Linked DNA regions of Homo sapiens: region 2 is linked to region 1. Evidence: read pairs that join two places in POLR2A ChIA-PET (ENCODE). Cell type or tissue: endothelial cell of umbilical vein. All regions are shown on one strand. Links, peaks and the distances in the headings refer to the core of each region. The heading gives the core; the rest is flanking DNA.

What was found. Peaks named below come from ENCODE experiments on the same cell type or tissue, not always from the same donor. Only the 100,000 strongest peaks of a DNase experiment are listed, where the experiment ranks them.
Region 2: POLR2A ChIA-PET joins it to region 1 with 6 read pairs; 2 of 35 experiments call an interaction of 5 or more read pairs at or near these places.

Annotation. Positions count from the first base shown.
Region 1 is chr10:73,142,336-73,146,740 of GRCh38, reverse strand. It overlaps ECD (ecdysoneless cell cycle regulator), which reads left to right. Exons shown (of 14, transcript NM_007265.3): 9 at 380-465. Among named protein-coding and RNA genes, the nearest start is that of SNORA11F, 18 kb to the right of the region's middle. In endothelial cell of umbilical vein, for the core only: no CTCF peak of the experiment used is centred there; no DNase peak of the experiment used is centred there.
Region 2 is chr10:73,476,679-73,481,083 of GRCh38, reverse strand. PPP3CB (protein phosphatase 3 catalytic subunit beta) reads left to right here. Exons shown (of 14, transcript NM_021132.4): 2 at 1,567-1,767; 3 at 2,461-2,585. Among named protein-coding and RNA genes, the nearest start is that of PPP3CB-AS1, 17 kb to the left of the region's middle. RefSeq lists silencers at 667-867, 2,227-2,427. In endothelial cell of umbilical vein, for the core only: no CTCF peak of the experiment used is centred there; no DNase peak of the experiment used is centred there; H3K27ac peaks cover 215 bases.

The sequences.
Region 1 (4,405 bases), core at 150-4,149:
GGTCCTGAACTCCTGAGCTCAAGCAGTCTGCCCATCTCATCCTCCCAAAGTGTTGGGATTATAGGCGTGAGCCATCGCACCCAGCCAATTATATCTTAATAAGTAATTAAGTAAAAGAAAATGGTGGAAAACTTTCCAAACTGGAAATAGGCCCTTAATGGTGGAAAAGATTAGGAATCACTACATCTAGCCGCGTCCCCTCATTTGAAGAAACTGGAGCTCAAACAGGCCCATTAATGATAAAACAGGGCCTAGGACTTGGGGCACGTGATTCCTGAGTAGTAGATTATTTGCTGCCTCCCTGAAAGTTGCTGGTGAACACATTTTTTTCATGACAACTTGTGAGTAATGTTCTGATAGACCTTTTTTTTTTTTTAAGGGACTGATAGAAGGTTCTGCTCAGTACCGGGAAAGGCTAGAAATGGCAGAGAATTACTTCCAGCTCTCAGTAGACTGGCCAGAAAGGTGAGTTATTGTTAAGACTCCTACTACAAAGATTGGTATTTAGGTAGTTCTTTTTATTTTTTATTTATTATTTATTATTCTTATTTATTTATTTTTTTGAGACGGAGTCTCACTCTGTCACCCAGGCTGGCAACCTCCGCCTCCTGGGCTCAAGCGATCACACCACTGCACTCCAGCCTGGATGACAGAGTGAGACTCTGCCTCAAAAAAGAAAAAAAAAACAACGAAAGAAATTTTGCATCCTCCTCTATGTAATTTTACTCATCATGATATCACATTTTCCATGGCATTATGAAGTCTTTATAAACATAATTTTTAAAAGCTGCACAATATGGCCAGGCGCGGTGGCTCACGCCTGTAATCCCAGCACTTTGGGAGGCCGAGGCAGGCGGATCACGAGGTCAAAAGATCAAGACCATCCTGGTCAACATGGTGAAACCCCGTATCTACTAAAAATACAAAAATTAGCTGGGCATGATGGTGCGTGCCTGTAGTCCCAGCTACTAGGGAGGCTGAGGCAGGAGAATCGCTTGAACTCAGGAGGCGGAGGTTGCCGTGAGCTGAGATTGCACCTGGGGACAGAGCGAGACTCCATCTCAAAAAAAAAAAAAAAAAAAAGCTGCACAATATTTCAGCAAATGGATGTACCCCCATAATTTACTCAACTATTTTTTACTGTTGGGGAAAAAATTACAAGTAGCTTAAATGTCCAACATTTTAATTTATGTTGCAGGAGAGGCTCCCATTCTGCACACCAGGATAATTTTTAAACAGTTTAAAACCAAACTTCCATCTCCCTCCAGACCTGTTGTTGAATTCCCAAAGTTTGTGGTTTTTTTAAAATAGCTGAATTAATATCGTAGACTTTTATTTTAGATTTACCTTTCATTTTCACTTTTTTTCATTTATTGTTATTATTATTTATTTATTTATTTTAGACAGAGACTCGCTTAGTCACCCAGGCTGGAGTGCAGTGCTCTGCCTCCCGGGTTCAAGTGATTCTTCTGCCTCAGCCTCCCAAGTAGCTAGGACTATAGGCATGCACCACCAGGTCTGGCTAATTTTTGTATTTTTAGTAGAGATGGGGTTTCACCATGTTGGCCAGACTGGTCTCAAACTCCTGACCTCAGGTGATCCACCCACCTTGGCCTCCCAAAGTGCTGAGATTACAGGCGTGAGCCAATGCACCCAGCCATTAATTTTTTATTTTTAATTATTGTGGATACATACTAGTTGTACATATTTATGGGGTACATGTGATTACATGTATAATGTCCATGTGGCATACAATGTATAATGATCAAATCAGGGTAATTAAGCTTTCCATCACCTCAAGCATTTATCATTTCTTTGTGTTGGGAATATTTTTAGTTATTCCATTTTTTTAAGGTATTTGGAACTATATAATAAATTATTATTAACTGTAGTCACCCTGTTGTGCTACCAAACACTAGCTCTTTTTAATTTTTTAAAAAATATTTTTTGGGATTTGCCAGGAAGATGTTACTAAAAAGCATTCCAGATCCAGACCCCAAGAGAGGGGTCTTGGATCTCATGCAAGAAAGAATTTTGGGCAAGTCCATAGAGTAAAGTGAAAGTATGTTTATTAAGAAAGTAAAGGAATAAAGAATGGCTACTCCATAGGCAGAGCAGCAAACACTAGCTCTTATTCCTTCTATTTAACTAATTTTTGTAACCATTAACTATCCCCTCTTTTCCCCCCGCTCTCTGCTACCCTTCCCAGCCTCTGGTAACCATCATTCTACTTTTATTATTATTATTATTTGAGATAGAGTCTCACTCTGTTGCCTAGACTGGAGTGCAGTGGTACAGTCATAGCTCATTGCAATCTTGACCTCCTGGGTTTAAGAGATCCCCCTACCTTGGCTTCTCAAAGTTCTGGGATTACAAGTGTGAGCCACTGCACCCAGCCAGCCATTATTCTGCTCTCTGTCTCTCAGTTTAGAATTGTTTTTAGCTCCTACGTATAATATCATAGACTTTCCCCTAATTTATCAGAGATTGTAATAGTGAAAAATTATAAGCAACCAAAGTATCCATCAATAATGGATAAATGAATTGCAGTGTACTTATATGATAGCCTGCTATCTAGTAGTTAACCAGAGATGAACTATATTTACATATATCTGATTTAGGATTTTTCAACCTCAGTGCTACTGACATTTTGGATCTGATAATTTATTGTGAGGGACTGGCTTGCACTTCATAGGACATTTAACAGCATCCCTGGCCTCTATCCAGTAAATATCAATAGCACTTCTCCCTCATCCCCCAATCATGACAACCAAAAATGTCTCCAGACATTGCCAGAGGTACCTGGGCGGCAAAATCGTCCCTGGTTGGGAACCACTGATCTAAATGGGAACCACTGATCTAAATGAATAGATTTCAAAAACATAATGCAGTGAAAAAAAAAAAAAAAGCAAGTTATAAATACGTACAGTAATGGGTACCAAAAAAAAAAAAAAATAGAACGAATGAGTAAGACCTACTATTTGATAGTACAACAGGGTGACTATAGTCAATGATAACTTAATTATACATTTAACATAGAGTGTAATTGGATTGTTTGTAACTCGAAGGATAAATGCTTGAGAGGATGGATACCCCATTCTCCATGATGTACTTATTTCACATTACATGCCTGTATCAAAACATCTCATATACCCTATAAATATATACACCTACTATGTACCCACAAAAATTAAAAATGAAAATGAAAAAGAATAAAATATATACCGTGTGGATGTTACACATATAAAAATTTTAAATATACAAAATACTATACAGGCTGGGCGCAGTGGCTCACACCTGTAATGCCAGCATTTTGGGAGGCCAAGGCGGGTGGATCACGAGGTCAGGAGTTCAAGACCAGCCTGGCCAATATGGGAAACCCTGTCTCTACTAAAAATTCAAAAATTAGCTGGGCGTGTTGGCACGCCCCTGTAATCCCAGCTGCTCGGGAGGCTGAGGCAGGAGAATCGCATGAACCCTGGAGGTGGAGGTTGCAGTGAGCCGACATCGCACCACTGCACTCCAGCCTAGGTGACAGAGCAAGACTCCGTCTCAAAACAAAACAATACATTATTTATAGATACATATATATTCATTTATTCAACAAATATTTATTGAATGCCTCCTATGTGCCAGGCCCTATTCCAGGTACTGGGGATATAATAAATGAACCCAAAGTGTCCTTGTCCTTATAGAGCTTACATGCTAATGTAGGAGAAAGACCGCAAGCCATTATGTAATATTAGGGGGTGGTAAGTGCTATGAAGAAAAAGCAGTGTGTGGGGTAGAGGGGTAGAGACTGCTCTTCTAGATAGATTAGTCAAGGAAGGCCTTTCTAAGGAAGTTTTCTTTGAAAAGAGACCTGAATGAAGTGAAGGAGTGAGACATTCAGTTATTTAGGGGAATAACATTCCAGCAAAAGGACAGACAGCAAATACAAGAAATAGAAACAGAAATATATATACATACAGAGAGAGAGAAAAGTGCCGAAGTATACTTGAGAAAGCAGTCACCTCTGGGGAGCAAGACAATGGATTGGGATGGGTGGCAGTGGTCATCAAAGGAAACATTAGCTTTCTCTACAATTTTTTTTTTTTTTTTTTTTTTTGAGATGGAGTCTCTCTCTGTCACCAGGCTGGAGTGTAGTGGCACGATCTCAGCTCACCGCAGCCTCCACCTCCCGGGTTCAAGCGATGCCCCTGCCTCAGCCTCCTGAGTAGCTGGGACTACAGGCGCGTGCCATCATACCTGGCTAATCTTTTCGTATTTTAGCACAGACAGGGTTTCACCATGTTGGCCAGGATGGTCTCGATCTCCTGACCTGTGATCTGCCCTCCTCAGCCTCCCAAAGTGCTGGGATTACATCTCTACAATATTTTTAAGGTACATGATAAACCTATACACT
Region 2 (4,405 bases), core at 73-4,072, 330 kb before region 1:
TTCTTTATTTTGAAAAACAAAGTACTATTCAGTAAAGAGCCTGAAACTGCTTCAGTCCAAGCTGATTTTGAATGCATAAAGATTTACTTGTTGGATTCAGTAAAAAAGGAATAAGAAAAACTTACTATATAGTAATTTTTCCTAGGTATATGACCTCAAAATTGTGCTTAGATGCCATTGAAATAGATGTTCATGTTTTCCATTCCACTCAACAAATATCACTTAAAAACAGTACAGTTGGTGATTTCTTACAGAAATCATAAATATGTACTGCGGAGTGAAAAAACCAACTACTTAACTATGATGAAATGGGAACTTTTGGTTAAATTTGTAGGGATAGGCCAGGTGCAGTGGCTCATGCGTGTAATCCCAGAACTTTGGGAAGCCAAGGCGGGCAGATCACCTGAGGTCAGGAGTTCGACACCAGCCTGGCCAACATGGTGAAACCCGGTCTCTACTAAAAATACAAAAATAAGCTGGGCATGATGGCGGATGCCTGTAATCCCAGCTACTCGGGAGGCTGAGGCAGGAGAATCCCTTGAACCCGGGAGGCGAAGGTTGCAGTGAGCCGAGTTCACGCCACTGCATTCCAGCCTGGGCGACAGAACAAGACTCCATCTCAAAAAAAAAAAAAAAAAAAAAATTACAGGGATAAATTTGCAGTGGTAACATTTTACACATATGCAAAAAGTGCTGTATCTCAAACAGTTTAGGTGGAAATGAGTATGATTTGCTTTCAGAATGTGTGTTAGGTGACTCAGAAAGTGACTTCAATGATAAGGAATGCACTGGTTTCGAATATATGCATAAAGATTTTGAATGAAGGTGTTTTGTGAAACGTTAAGTAAGGTAGGAGAAAAATCAGTATTTTGAAATTATGATTTATTATTTTAAGCCTCCTAAATTAATTTGCATTTCAGAAGTAAACATCTGGTGTTTGGTCTATATCTCTAAAAGTGTATAGTCAAGTTGGTCAGAAAACATTGTTTTTATGTTCTTATTAGAAAGGAACATGGTAAATCACCTTGTATTTGGGTTTTCTTTCTAGTTAGGCTTATTTGGTATTAAAGTGTTGTGGGGTTTTTTTTGAGATGGTGTCTCGCTGTGTTGCCCAGGCTGGTCTCCAATTTCTGGCCTCAAGTGATCCTCCTGCCCCAGCCTACGAAGTAGTCGTGATTACAGACATGCTTCACTACTCCCAGCATTAAATTATATTTATTGTACTTCATTTAAGGTAAAGAATATCTAATACTATAATACAATATTTTGAGAGTTCTGCCTAAAAATGTTTTGGCTTAAACAAAAAAGTTTTGGTTATCCTGAAAGAACTTAATTTTGTGAGACAACTCATTTCTCTAATAATTCTCAACAAAGAACATGTTAGTATAAATAGCTTTAAAAGTGGTATAATTTGCTTACTATTTAGAAAAACACTTCTACCCAATAAATGAAGAAGAAAGAAAAATCCCTGCTTTACAGTTTTTAGTCTTATCTAGATCCAATTATTAGTTTTTAAGTTAATGTATTTTTGGTGACTTATCTTTTATTAATTAAAAACATTTGCAGCTGTCCCTTTCCCCCCAACACATCGCTTGACATCTGAAGAAGTATTTGATTTGGATGGGATACCCAGGGTTGATGTTCTGAAGAACCACTTGGTGAAAGAAGGTCGAGTAGATGAAGAAATTGCGCTTAGAATTATCAATGAGGGTGCTGCCATCCTTCGGAGAGAGAAAACCATGATAGAAGTAGAAGCTCCAATCACAGGTAAGCTTATTCATGTTTTGGGTATTATTTTTATTATGTCATTATTTAGTTGCCTGGATTTACAACTTACTGTTTTCAATGATACTGTATGCTAAATCAATATTACTTGGACATTATCTTGAATTTCAAATTATTTTCCATACTTAAAAATGATTGCCTGTTTTCAGTGAATAGACATGATTCTAAATAATCTGAGTGTAGAAGTTAGTCTAATATGCTTTTGTGAAGGTTTCATCAATTGTGTTGACCATACTTCAATTTGATCAATACTTACTTTGCTTTCAATTGTTAGGGTCAAATACCTTGATGTCATATCAGATACCAAAAGTGACCATTTAGAGAGCAACAGAAAGTATTGAGTTAGAATGGATATTTTAACTGCCACCATTGTAATTTTGTCATCTTGAAACTTAAAACACATCCTTGGAGTCCTAGAGACGATCTTTATAAATGTAGATTTCAGTTTGTCACTGACCACAAATTTCGTTATTTCTGTTACATCTTTTTCTAGATCTTGAGCACATGAACACTTGGTTACACATCATCCTAATCATGACTGTTCATAGACTACTTCCTTCTCAGACATTTCTTGATAGCATTTGTACTATGTCTTATGTAAAATACGTTTTAACTTAAGTAAAATTTGTTGTTTTAGAGATTTTTTTCCCTTATCTAATAATCTTCTTGTTTCAGTGTGTGGTGACATCCATGGCCAATTTTTTGATCTGATGAAACTTTTTGAAGTAGGAGGATCACCTGCTAATACACGATACCTTTTTCTTGGCGATTATGTGGACAGAGGTTATTTTAGTATAGAGGTAATAATCATAAACTGTCATTTGATTTGCTGTTAAGTGTTAACACAGATGCTTTCACTTAATCCTAGTTTTCACAAGTACCTGTGTTAGGTTTTTTTAATAACTCTGCATATTCTGAAGTTTTTATGAAAAGCTACTATTTATTCCTGTTCTGTCTTTCAAACAATTCAAATAAATTTCTTTGTATAACTCTGTTTATATAATTATAATTGCCATTTTTTTCCCAGTGGAATTTATGAGCTGACTGAGGGGTCTTTATTGCCCTGTTAACTAGTGGCCTTAAAAATTTAGTGCTATTTATCTCTCTTGCCCCTAAAGGCATTAAACCATGTGAAAAAAGATTACTTGAATTCTGTCTGATTAAATAAAGTATATTGTGATTTTTTTATTGCTTGAGCCCTAGTGCTTCTGTTTCTCCTTGTGTAGCTATTAAGACTCAAGTATATCCTATGGAATCTTTGTGTATTTGGAAAGTATTAATTTGTTTTTAAAAACTTGAGGCATTAAAATGACCTTTTGATTATCACTTAACAGTAGATGGTTCCTTTTCTTCCTTTTTCTCTTTTCTTTTTCTTTTTTTTTGAGACAGGGTCTTACTCTGTGGCCCATGCTGGAGTACAGTGGCACCAGCATGGCTCAATGTAGCCTTGACCTCTTGAGCTTAAGGGATCCTTCTGTCCCAGTCTCTCAAATAGCTGGGACCACAGGTACACACCACCATGCCTAGACTAATTTTTAATTTTTTTGTAGCAATGGAGTTTCCTATGTTGCCCAGGCTGGTCTTGAACTCCTGGGCTCAAGTGATCCTCCTGCCTTGGACTCCCAAAGTGTTGAGATTACAGATGTGAGCCACATTGCCCTGCCATCTTTTTAAATTATATAAACAAAATGCAGCAAATGTAGAACAATATGTATTTTCCAATATATACATTTTTTCTTTTTTTAATGAAAAGGGGATCATATTATAATATTGTCTGTAACTTGCTTTTTCATACATGCCTACACCAAATATCCTTCCAAGTCAGTAAATATAAACTCGTAGCATCATTTTAATATCTACATTGTTTTCCATCTAATAAACAAACCATAATTAATTAATTCCTTGTGTTAGACACTGAAGATGTTCCCAGTTTTTTTCTTTACAAATGATGCTTTAATGAGTCATATTATTCATACATCTTTACATACTTGCCTGATTATTTTTGTAGGACAAATTCCTAGAGGTAGAATTGTGGGGTCAAATTTCTACCAATAGATACCTGTGTTGCACATTTAATATGTTCTAAGCATGTTCTAGGCACTGAAGACATATCGATTAATCCTCACAATAATATTAATGAGGTAAGTACTGTTGTTTTATTCATTTTATAGATGAGGAACCTGAGGCTTAGAGAGGTTAAGTAACTTGCCCAAGGTATTATTAGTAAACAGCATAGCCAGGCAATGTGACTCCCAGCATATGCTTTTAACCACCTTCCCTAGTAGATACTGAAACCTTACCTGGTGAATTTATGTTGGTTACTGTTGTTTATATCTCCTTCTCCAGTGTTTCCAATATACCTTTTTTTCTGAGGTGTGCTAGGATTCTCAGAGTGGAAGGAAGTTCTAGACTCTGTCTGTCCTGCTTCCCTTAGGAATTTTGCTATTTTGAGTTCTTCTTCCTCCTGCTGATAGTTGATTATTAGCCTCGTCAACTTTTCCCAAATTGTCACAGGGCTTCAGGCAAATCAGAAAATGGCCCATTTTAACAAAAAAATTTCAGGCATTTGACCAAAACAATAAAATAAACAGTTTTATGAAGCTTATTTGGTAACTAAGTT